Linked DNA regions of Homo sapiens: region 2 is linked to region 1. The links are chromatin loops, found by intact Hi-C in ENCODE. Cell type or tissue: gastrocnemius medialis. All regions are shown on one strand. Links, peaks and the distances in the headings refer to the core of each region. The heading gives the core; the rest is flanking DNA.

Region 1 (5,439 bases), core at 310-5,309:
GAGGAGGGAAGAAGGGGCAAGGGGGAAGAGGTACACGAGTCTTTTTTCCAGAAGCCCCACCCAATAGCATTTCACTTACATCTCATTTGTTAGAGCTGGGTTTTCGTTTGTTTGTTTGTTTGTTTTGAGATAGGGTCTCACTCTGTCGCCCAGGCTGGAGTGTAGTGGTGCAGTTACAGCTCATTGCAGCCTCACCCTCCCGGGCTCAAGCAATTATCCCACTTCAACCTCTAAGTAACTAGGACCACAGTTGCGTGCCATTATGTCTGGCTAATTTTTGTAGAGATGGGGTTTTGCCATGTTGCCCAGGCTGGTCTCAAACTCCTGGCTTCAAGTGATCCACCTGCCTTGGCCTCCCAAAGTGCTGGGATTACAGGCATGAGCCACAACGCCCAGCCAGAGCTGAGTTTTGAGAAGCATTTCTGGCTGGCCACATTGCCACCTCAATCAAAAAGAGGGTTCTGTTACAAAGTGTCACGGGTTGAATTATGTTCCCCTTCCTGCCCTCTGCCAAATGCGTATGTTGTCCTAACCCCCAGTACCTCAGATGGGGACCTTATGGGGATCTAGGGCTGCTGCAGGTATAATTAGTTAAGTTAGGATGAGGTCATGCAGGAGTAAGGTGGGCCCCTAATCCACTATGCCTGGTGTCCTATAGAAAGAAGAAATGTGGACACAGATCCGCATGCAGTGAGATGATGTGTGAAGAGGAAGACAGACCCCAGGGTGATGCTTCTACAAGCCAAGGAATGCCAAAGACTGCTGGCCATCCCTAGGAGCCAGGCGGAGGCCTGGGCCGTGCCTTCCTCGGGGCTCAGCAGGAACCAGCCCCACTTGCACCTTGGCCTGGGACTTCCAACCTCCAGACCCGGGACAGTTCTGTCATTTAAACCACTGAGTCCAGGGTACTTTGCTAGGACAGCCCAAGGAAACCAATGCACTCAGGGAGACAAATATAAGAGACGCTGTGCAGCCAGGCAGCAAAGCCTTTGCTGGGACTCGGAAAGAACCGGAATGCTTTGAGCATGTTTCCTTCATAAAGTAGACTGTGTTCCTGGTAGGTGCAATGCAAAGGATCCGGATGAGGACAAACCCTCCCTGGACATAGGACCAGAGGAAGGAGGCAGGGCATGCACAGAACTGAGGCACCCCCAGAGAGACCAGGGCCTGGGTGACTCACTGCTCTAGGGAGCCAAAGATTGTTTCTGGTTGGTGAGCCAGGGCAGCCTATTGGAGGCACAGGCCTTGGAGACAGCAGGCCTTGGATGCGTGGAGGTTGGGGCGAATGTTCCAAAGGAAACAATGAACCCAGAGACTTGGGGGCAGGCGCACAATGGGGCCTGTGTGTGACACTGCGTACTGTGTCACTCGGGTGGATGTTCCCTGGAGAACAGTACATTGTAACTGCTTCCAAAGCAAGTGAACTATGGGTTTCAACAAACTCCTGAATTTCTGTATTAAAGACCCAACAGGTGAAGAACAAAGAATTTGGAGGTATTCTTCTGACTCAGCAATTTCATTTCGGATGCAGGTCTCCTTTGCAAAACTTTTGGCAGGATGGTTTTATGCTTCTTACACTTTGTTTTTCAACCTCTCTGACCTTTACATCAAAACATCCATCAGGGGCTTGTTCTGAGAATCTTGGTCACTTTGATTCTTGGCCCGAAACACTGACATAGAACTGGTTTCCCAAAGGATTCTGTGGAGAAGGCTGAGAAGTGTGACAGTGCCTCTTTAATTAGATTTGTCCCTGAACTTTGAGAAGGTCAGGATGTTCACAGCAGGGCCCTTAACTCTTAGAGACTCATCACTCCTGGGCAGAACATTGGCATGTGCTCTTCCCAGCTGTGTCCCCTCAGAGGAGACTTTTCACAGTTTTGTGTTGGGCCAGCCATGAAAACAGAAGCTCAGCCCGTTAGTCCCAGCTCTATGGGACCAGCTTTGAGAAAAACAGGTAATAACAGACACTGATTTATTCAAGGATGCGATCCTTCAACAGCTTTTTACCATATCCACAAACACAAACTCCAGGAGGGCCTGAAGCTGAGAAGCAGATGGGCTGCTGGGGACACATATTTACAGTGTGTGATCATTAAGCAGGGGTGTCCTCACTTCCCAAATTCTAGTAATCAATACGTATTTCCTATGGCTGCCGTAACAAATTGCCACAAACTTAGTAGCTCAAACCAACACAAATGGGTTCTCTTAGAATTCTGGAGGTCAGAACTCTGAAATAGGTCCTAAAATCAAGGTGTCAGCAGGGCTGTGTTCCTTGCAGAGATGCCACAGGAGAATCCATTTCCCTGATTTTTCCAGCTTCTAGAGGCCACCCACATTCTTTGACTTGTGGCCTCTTCCTCTTCAAAACTTGTCCTGTAGTCATCGTCCTGTCATTTTTGACTTTAATCTTCTTGCCTCTCTCTTAAAGATCCTTGTGAGTAGATTAGGCCCACCTGAATCATCCAGGACAATCCCTCCATCCCCAAATCCTTCACAGAATCACACTGACAAAATTCCTTTTGCCAGGTAAGGTATTCACAGGTTCTGGGGATTAGGACGTGGACGTCTTTGGTGGAGGAGGGGGCATCGTTCTCTCTACCACACCGAGACTTTGCAAAAATGTGTTCTTCTTGGACAAGTAAATTTGGAACATGTTGGGTTAAATAAAAAAAACAAACCAGGTTTCTTTATTGCAGGACTTTTCCGTCTTCAGTGTTAATGAATGTTGTAAAATCCAAGAGGGAAATGTAGTGTATAGTGTTTCCCAATCTTGTTTGAACAAGATCCCCCTCCTTCATTTCCCCCCATGAAAGCAGTGAACATTTCAGGATCGAGTGGGGACACAGTCTCAGGAAACACATTTTGGCCCAACTGCGGAAGTCAAGGCCTGGAGGAGCAGGTTTACATCTCACCAAGGTTTGGGGATGAAACCGATTACAGGGGAGAATCATTCTGTGGCGGCCACCACGTGCCATGCCGTGAACACTGCAGAAGAGGAATTCTTCATTTAGGATCTGATATTTCGTGTCTGAAATTTCTGAGTAGGATTTGGTTGACCTCAACTCCACCCTCTAAGGCAGATAGAGAAGTCAATCCTTCACTTATTCATTCACCCATCCATGCGCTTAGTAAGTGTATATAAGGCAACATTATACTGGGAATTCCACGTCCACCGGTTCCCTGCCCACGTTCCCCAGCTCTAGTTTCCGCGCCCAGCCCCCTTTTGGCCATAGCCACCCATAACTGTCAAGTTGAATCACAAACAGCTGTCTCCCAAAAATATCCTGAGAAATCTCCCCCAACTCTATATATTCCCTGAAGGTCGCACGAAGCAGGACTATAGGCAGGAGGGGCGGGGCCCAGGCAGAGGATGTGAGTCACTAGGCAAGTGCTGCCTCGTATTTTTGGCCTGCGGGTGGGGTGGCTGGGTGGGTTGAGCAGCACTTGTGCTCATGGTCGGGTGAATTTATGGGATTTATCCAAGTTAATGGTAGTGCTGGAGGCAGCTCCAGGGAGCGAGGCAATCGGAATGTGCCTCTTACCACTCCACTAAGCCGCTCTCTGGACACGGAGCCATCCTACCCGGCCTGTGCTTTTAATGCCAAGATCCGCATTGCCCAGCCCTGGCCTGTGGGTCTCCTCCCCCTGTGCCCTGGCCCCACATGTGGTCTTTGCAAACAGTGCCCCTGGACAAGGAGGGCACATGGGCCTGATCCGCTTCCCCAAAGCCTATGGAGCACTTATCAGTCCTATTTAAAGCTCCAGTTAAGGATTCGGATTCAAGACTATGCCATTAAATGACCACATTAACGAGCTCTCCGAGAAAAGCTCTCACAAAGCTTTTGAGCTCATAGCCTCTTGGCTGCCTTAGGAGCTTCCAGTGTGTTAACATTCAGAAAATCCAAATATTCCGAGCGCCGGCGCTGCAGCGTTCCCAGCCCTTTGCCGACTGGAAGCTTCTCTGTCTGCTGTGTGGATGGAGCAGCAGGAGCCAGTGAGTCCTGGGCAGCCTCAGGGCCACCTGGGCACAGCCCCCCTCTGTCCCTCTGTCCCGGGGGCCCTGTCCTCTTGGCGGGGCTCCAGGCCTCTGGCGGCTGCTTTTGTGCTCTTTTGCGGGGCATCTGTGAGAACAGTCTGGAAGACAATGACAGAGTGCTTGCCTGGGGAGTCGGAGGAGCTCCGGTTATGTCCAAGCCGAACCCCTGGAGCCTCTGGACTGCCTGGCACTGAGGGAGCGGGAACTGGACGGTGGGCATGTGGCCGGGAGGAGCCTTCCAACCAGAAGAAACTAAGTTTTCAAGTTTCCTGCTGTGTCATCTCAACTGGAAAGTAGGCATATCGGGGTATTTCTGAAGGTGAAGGGCACCGTTTGCCTGTACTCTGTTCCTCGGCATCCCCAGAAAAAGAAGCTTTGATGTGAAAGGGGCTCCTGGGCTGTGCTTTTCCCTTCTGTGTCCGTGTCAGGGTTTCTCTCTGCCACCTCTTGACACCAGCCCTTATTTTTAGGGATGTTCAGACCTGAGGGTTCGGCCTGTGCAGCCAAGAAGCCCTCGAGCTGATTCATGGCGTGGATCCCTGTCCTTGTGTCTCAACGATGGGAGGCTGGAGGTGGAGCCACAGGGCTGCTGGAGGGGAATGGGGCGAGGACCATGAGCCTGACTCAGTGGCCCCAGCGAGGCCAGGGCTTCTGGTCTTCACAGGTGGCCAAGGCTTTGTGGACCTGCCCTGGCCCCCATGCCTGAATTGCATGGAGGTGGCCCCTTTTGCACACTAAGAAAGATTCCCAGAATTCCTGCTGTCTTCTCCTTTCTACGGTCTGGGCTGATGTAGGGGCTTCTCTGCACTGGGGAGGAGCCCATCCCCTCTGAGGCTGAGCTAGGATTCCCTCCCTGGATGCAGTTAGGAGTTGAGCTTAATTTTCTTTCTTTCTTTCTTTTTTTGTTGAGACAGTCTCACTCCGTCGCCCAGGCTGGAGTGCGGCGGCGCAATCTCGGTTCACTGCAACCTCTCCCTCCCGGGTTCAAGCAATTTTCTTGCCTCAGCCTCCTGAGTAGCTGGGATTACAGGCACCTGCCACCATGCCTGGCTAATTTTTTGTATTTTTAATATAGACAAGGTTTTGCCATGTTGGCCAGGCTGGTCTTGAACTCTTGAACTCAGGCAATGTGCCTGCCTTGGCCTCCCAAAGTGCTGGGATTACAGGCATGAGCCACCACACCCGGCCCTGAGCCTAATTTTCAACGTACTTTGATTCTGTCCGTACTTTGAAGCAGAAGTGGCACTGGCTGGATGTGGCTGAGGAGGGACACCTGGGTTGCATTGGCTCCCATTAATGGCCAAAGGCAAGGAGGGGAGAAGATGGTTCCTTTTTAGAAAGAAACTTAAAAAGCAGCAAAACAAAACACACGCACACACCCCCAAAAATGTCTTGGCTGTGGT
Region 2 (5,439 bases), core at 112-5,111, 85 kb after region 1:
GAGTGCCCCCCACCCCCTTCCCTGGAGAAGAAGGGAGCCCGGGCATTCCTGACGGGCACTGGAGGAACACCTGTCACTGTCAGCCTGCAGGCCCTCCTCATCCAGGGAAAAGGATGCGGACCAGAAGGGGCCTGCACACAGGTGATGGAGCCACCCACACCAGGACCGACTGAGAGGCAGCTTCCTGTAAGCCTATCAGGGTCGGAATCCCTATCATTAGTCAGGAAATTATCTACAACATACTATCTTTAGAGCCCACTCATTCGCACATGCCTGCATTCATTCGTTCATGCATGCGTTCATTCACCCAGCAGGAGTGGAAGCCGGCTCTTTACTACAAGCTGAAAATAGACAAATAAGATAGAGTACTAGTCCTCAAAGCACTTTCAGCTTAAAAGCATATCATCCATTGCTAGGATCTATCACCATAGAATTATCATTCCCAGCTTACTAGTTTATCAGATTTGATAGCGTTCCTTGGCTTGGGGCAGAGGCCATCCCTCCTAGGTAGTTCAGGCCTTTATCACCCCAGGCCTACATACTTGCGAAAGACTCGTTTCTTAACCTGTTTTTCTGTGCACAGTTGCCAGATTGGTTTTGGCAGAGGCAGCTTCTCCCTTATCAATTTCAGGTGTTTAAAAGTTGGCAGCAACTCCTCCGTCCTAAGCCTAGAGGTAATCTGCAGTTTGTCCCCAACTCAGTTTCACCCCCTATTTTCCAACCAGCGGAAGCTCTGCCCTCACCGTGTATATACCCTGCAAATTGCCCTCTGCCCTTGCACCCACAGCTCCCCTCACCTCAGCTGCCCCACCAATCTCTGTCTAGGCCCAGCCCAGATCTTGTTTCTGGGCGGCTCTTCTCAACCACACCTGTGACCGCTCTGTCGCCCTTGAACGACTTCGGCTGGCACCTACTGTTTGCATGGGCTGAGTGCACACAGTGTCCCCTGCTGCTGGCTTGTTTTGTGCTCACACTTTTGTCTCCAGCAGCACAGTGTGACTAGCCCAGAGCAGTGTGTAGAGCAGTGCGCAGTGGATGCGGAGTGACTCTGAGGGACGATGGAGCTCGGGAGGCTGGTGGGGTCTCCTCTGGATAAGCAGGAGATGCAGAAAGTGTACTGTGAGATGGAAATCAGCCTTGCCCAGTGCAGAAACAAGCATTTCCTTTCACCAAAATCCAGGGAAGGAGAGCTTCCAGAGGTCCGGCCTTACTTAATTACAACTCTGAATGATTCGACGTGAGAAGTTACATTCCCCGATGATCTAACAGTAGGAGTTGAGTTCTCAGCTATTTGAGTTTGCATCTTGCACTGTCTGGATTCTGGGTATAAATTGGGGCAAGTTTCCTTCTCTTGACTCTCAACTCCCTCAAGTATAAAATGGGCTAAAGGCACACTGGCAGAGGCTGGGGAAATTAATTCAGATTGCTGCATTCAACAAGAAAAACACTTTGGAAATTGCAAAATATTTACATCAACAAAAAAGCACAAAAATGGTGTGTTAGTATTACAAATGAAGTCACAACCTGGCTTTCTCAGTGCTATCTTTTGTTTTTAAAGTAACGTCAGGCTTCTTATTTATCCGTGTTAGCAGTGCCCTTTATCTAAAAAATATGTAAATCCATTTGAATTAATTTCCTGTAATACCACATGAAACAATAATCATATTAGTACCATTCATAATGTACTAATAACATTAACATAATTGCATTCAAATATAAAATTGCTAGGTAATAGGCTTTTCATAAACTGTTTCAATGAAAATGTGATTTTTAACCTGACTGTGGGTCTTTGGTTCCAGATATTGTCAGAAAAAAATTCTGCCTAATGTGAGAGTTTCCCACAGTTTTTGCCTGCAGAGGAGGAATTATAAAGAGCTTTTGTGATTGAGAAGAGGAGGGTGTTCAATAGTCACATATTTCTGCACAGACTTGACCTTTCACTGTAGCTTTCTCCACAGCAGGGTCTGGTCCTTGGCGCACAGCGTGTTCTGTACGTGCTGACTCAGGGGACAGAAACACAGAGGCTGCGGCCGCCACGTGATCCTTAGACTTCTGTACCAAGTCTGTGAGGGAAGCTCTTGTGAGCAAGCTAATGTTTCTTTCCTGAGTAGCAGGTCAGTTAGCCTGTTCAAGTCTAGTTGGCTCACAGACAGTTGCAGAATTCTTTCTGGGCTCTCGGGATGGGAAGGGAAGGGTTCTCAGCCCCTTGGCATGACGACGCAAGTAACGGGTTTGAAAGGCCTCCTGGGGTCTGTAAGATACCTGGCCCCAGTTATCAAGTTAAAACTCAGGGCCTTGGATCTAGTATGTAAATTTATTTATTTTTCACAATTGCAGACAAATTTATATATTACTATTATTTTTGAGGGAGAGTCTTGTTCGGTTGCCCAGGCTGTAGTGCAGTGGTGTGATCATAGCTCACTGCAGCCTCAGCCTCCTGGTCTCAGGAGATCTCCCGCCTCAGCCTCCTGAGTAGCTGGGACTACCTGGGCATGCGCCACCACACTGGGCTAATTTTTTAAATTTTTAGTTGACATGGGGGGGGGGGTCTCACTATGTTGCCCAGGCTAGTCTTGAACTTCTGCGCTCAAGTGATCCTCCCGCCTCAGCCTCCCAAAGTGCTAGGATTACAGGTGTGAGCCACTGCACCTGGCCTAAATTTGTATTTTGTGCAAGCCAGTGATCCATTTGTTTCCTGATAAAAATGTGATGAAGTCAGAGACTGTTATAGAACCATGAGCTATGGGGCAAGTCTGTAGTGAAATTAAGTAAAGGGGAGGGAATAATTGGAATGCCGATGGCCATGTCTGAGCATCGAGATCAACCACAAATCATTCTCACAAGCACATGTCAATTTGTGATATATTATTAGATCTGAAAAAAAAAAAGAGATCATGTTGTAACTGAGTAGATCAGAGTGATTCGCTTTGATCAGATATTCCAATCTTGCCGGATCATTATAAAGCCAACCTGAATTTACACAAAGATTTTCTTCCTACTGTGCTCAAAACACAGATATATATTCCCCCGCCTGTGATCCTCCCAGTGACCCGATGAGGTAGGCAGAGAACAACATAATCTCTGCCTCTTAAATAAGCTAATTGCGCTTGAAAGTACTTTTAGCACTTTAGAACATAAATAATATTCCAGGGCAGAGTTAGCTCCCCTTTCTTTCTCTGAAATTCAGAATGGTACAGTAGAGCTGCCAGGACTACTGAGTAACACGACAGTGTGAAAAACGAAAGACAAACAGCTCAAAGTCTTGGGCCAGGGCCGTTTTTCCAGCATTTTCTGCTTTGCCCTCTACTTTCATATAGTTTAGAATTTATTTTAGAATGCACAGAATACATTTCTATATATTTGTGGTCACCTTTTCCCCACATCTTGGAAATAGCAGCAATAGACAATATTGAACACAGAAACTACTGATAAATGCAAAAAAGGTTAATTAATTAATATAGTTGTCCCACCGTATTCCTGGGGGATTGGTTCCAGGACCCCGGGTGATCCTAAAATCCACAGATGCTCAAGTCCCTGATACTAAATGGTGCAGTATTTGCGTATAACCCCTGCACAACCTTTGGTATCCTTTAAATCATCTCTATATTACTTATCATATCTAACACAATGTAAGGCTATGTAAATAGTTGTTATACTTTATTGTTTAGGGAACAATGACAAGAAAAAATTTCTGTATATGTTCAGTACAGGCATATTTTCCCCCCAAGTATTTCAGATCTGCATTTTGCCAAATCCACAGATGTGGAGCCCCCGGCCAGCAGGGCTGACCAGCAGGGCCGAGTGTCCTGCGAGTGCCTGGCTCAGCACAGCATAAGCACTGAGTCAAGGAGCTCATGGGTTTGAGGGCTCATTCATTCAGAAGCTGAGAACTTTCTTTGGACCAAATTGCTGCTGGTGATAATGGGAGGCCAGCAAAGAGGGTATGAGGGAGAGTGAAAATCTCAGGACAGTGAAAATCCAGCACCTCAGGGGGTGGGGGGCAAGGGGAGGGAGAGCATTAGGATAAATACCTAATGCATGCGGGGTTTAAAACCTAGATGACGGGTTGATAGGTGCAGCAAACCACCATGGCACATGTCTACCTATGTAACAAACCTGCACTGTCTGCACATGTATCCCAGAACTTAAAGTAAAATTAAAAAAATAGAAAGAAAAGAAAATCCAGTGCCTGCCTGGCATGATGACAGGCAGCTAAGCTGAGGGCAGAAGAGGCGGAGATCAGCTCCGGGCTCAGGAACATGGGGAGCCGGGAAGACAGAGGGAGGAGGGAAGGAGCTCTCCCGATGGGACTAGCACTCCTGGAAAACAACATTTTTTTTGCATTGATGTCGTGGCTGTTTTTGGAAGGATTCGAACTCTGCTTGGAATGGCAAGGTCTCCACCAGTACTGATGCTTTAAGGTTTTGCTAACGATGACAATGCATTATTTAGATAGGTGATTTTCCATATTAAAAAAAAAAGGTTCCTAGATTCGAATAGCATCTACCTTACAGACATGGTCCTGAGACCCTGGGAGAGGTGCAGCTGGCCAACACGCTGTGTCCCCACAGGGAACGAGCATGGAAGGGTTAAGCAGCAGCGTTCCCTGCCCAGAAGAAGCAGTGTTCTGTAGCAAGTATTTTAAATTCAGCTGCTAGAGCAGGAGAGGAAGTTGGAGACAGGAAACCATCTCAGAACAGTGAGCGTTTAAATAACGAGGGCAGCGGATTGTCTTCTGTTTCTCAGCCATCCCAGCAGTATTCTTTCCCTGTCTCTACCCAGGGAAGACCACAGGATCCCACTCCCAGCCTCAGAAGACATTTGCATAACACATTTACATTTGAAGGGAGCCCACGGATTGGCAACTCCCGAAGCTTCAGCTAGGCACGGTTTTCTACAATAGCAATTAGGAACAGAAATAGAATAACAATAGGTGTAGAAATACAGTTGCTGAGCTGTGGGTAGATGAAGCAGAAAAATCTCTGCGTTTTAAAGCCCGAACTTTGAATAATTGCAGAGTGGGAGACTAACTGGCCTTTGTTCTTTGTGTATGGGCTCTGAGGTCTAGAAGAGACCAAACCAATTTGGACCAACGTGGGAGCTGAAGAGAGCTCCCCTCGCAGGAAATGAAGCGGCCGGGTTGGCGTCAGACCAGGAGAGACCAAGGCAGAGCCCATGCCAGCGATCGCTGAAGGGGCTGCTGAGGTGCTGGCTGGTGGCCCAGACGGCAGTGAGCAGAGCTCCATGGAAGTGCTTGGGGACTGGACGATGCTGCAGGGAAAACATCGGGAAGGGAAGGGGGATGAGAGTTGGAGTGAGATCTGGAGGCACCAAGGATAAGCCAGGGGCTGGGGCTTGGAGGGGCGGGATGGCCCTCGTGTGTCCTGGGGCACCCTCATCAGGACATCAGGAACACACAGGCACACACCCTCTTCCAAC

The links. A loop is a pair of places that touch in the nucleus more often than their neighbours do. Peaks named below come from ENCODE experiments on the same cell type or tissue, not always from the same donor. Only the 100,000 strongest peaks of a DNase experiment are listed, where the experiment ranks them.
Region 2: a loop joins it to region 1, with 2.8 times the contacts of the local background. A loop is called at or near these places in 5 of 110 quality-filtered maps.

What each region holds. Positions count from the first base shown.
Region 1 is chr6:163,345,269-163,350,707 of GRCh38, reverse strand. DKFZp451B082 (a long non-coding RNA gene) reads left to right here and starts at 3,675. Exons shown (of 4, transcript NR_033862.1): 1 at 3,675-4,329. In gastrocnemius medialis, for the core only: no CTCF peak of the experiment used is centred there; DNase peaks (open chromatin) are centred at 3,377 and 4,557; H3K4me3 peaks cover 1,307 bases; H3K27ac peaks cover 3,838 bases.
Region 2 is chr6:163,259,976-163,265,414 of GRCh38, reverse strand. All of the region lies in intron 4 of PACRG (parkin coregulated), which reads right to left. Among named protein-coding and RNA genes, the nearest start is that of PACRG-AS1, 62 kb to the left of the region's middle. In gastrocnemius medialis, for the core only: no CTCF peak of the experiment used is centred there; DNase peaks (open chromatin) are centred at 901 and 2,024; H3K4me3 peaks cover 1,054 bases; H3K27ac peaks cover 3,470 bases.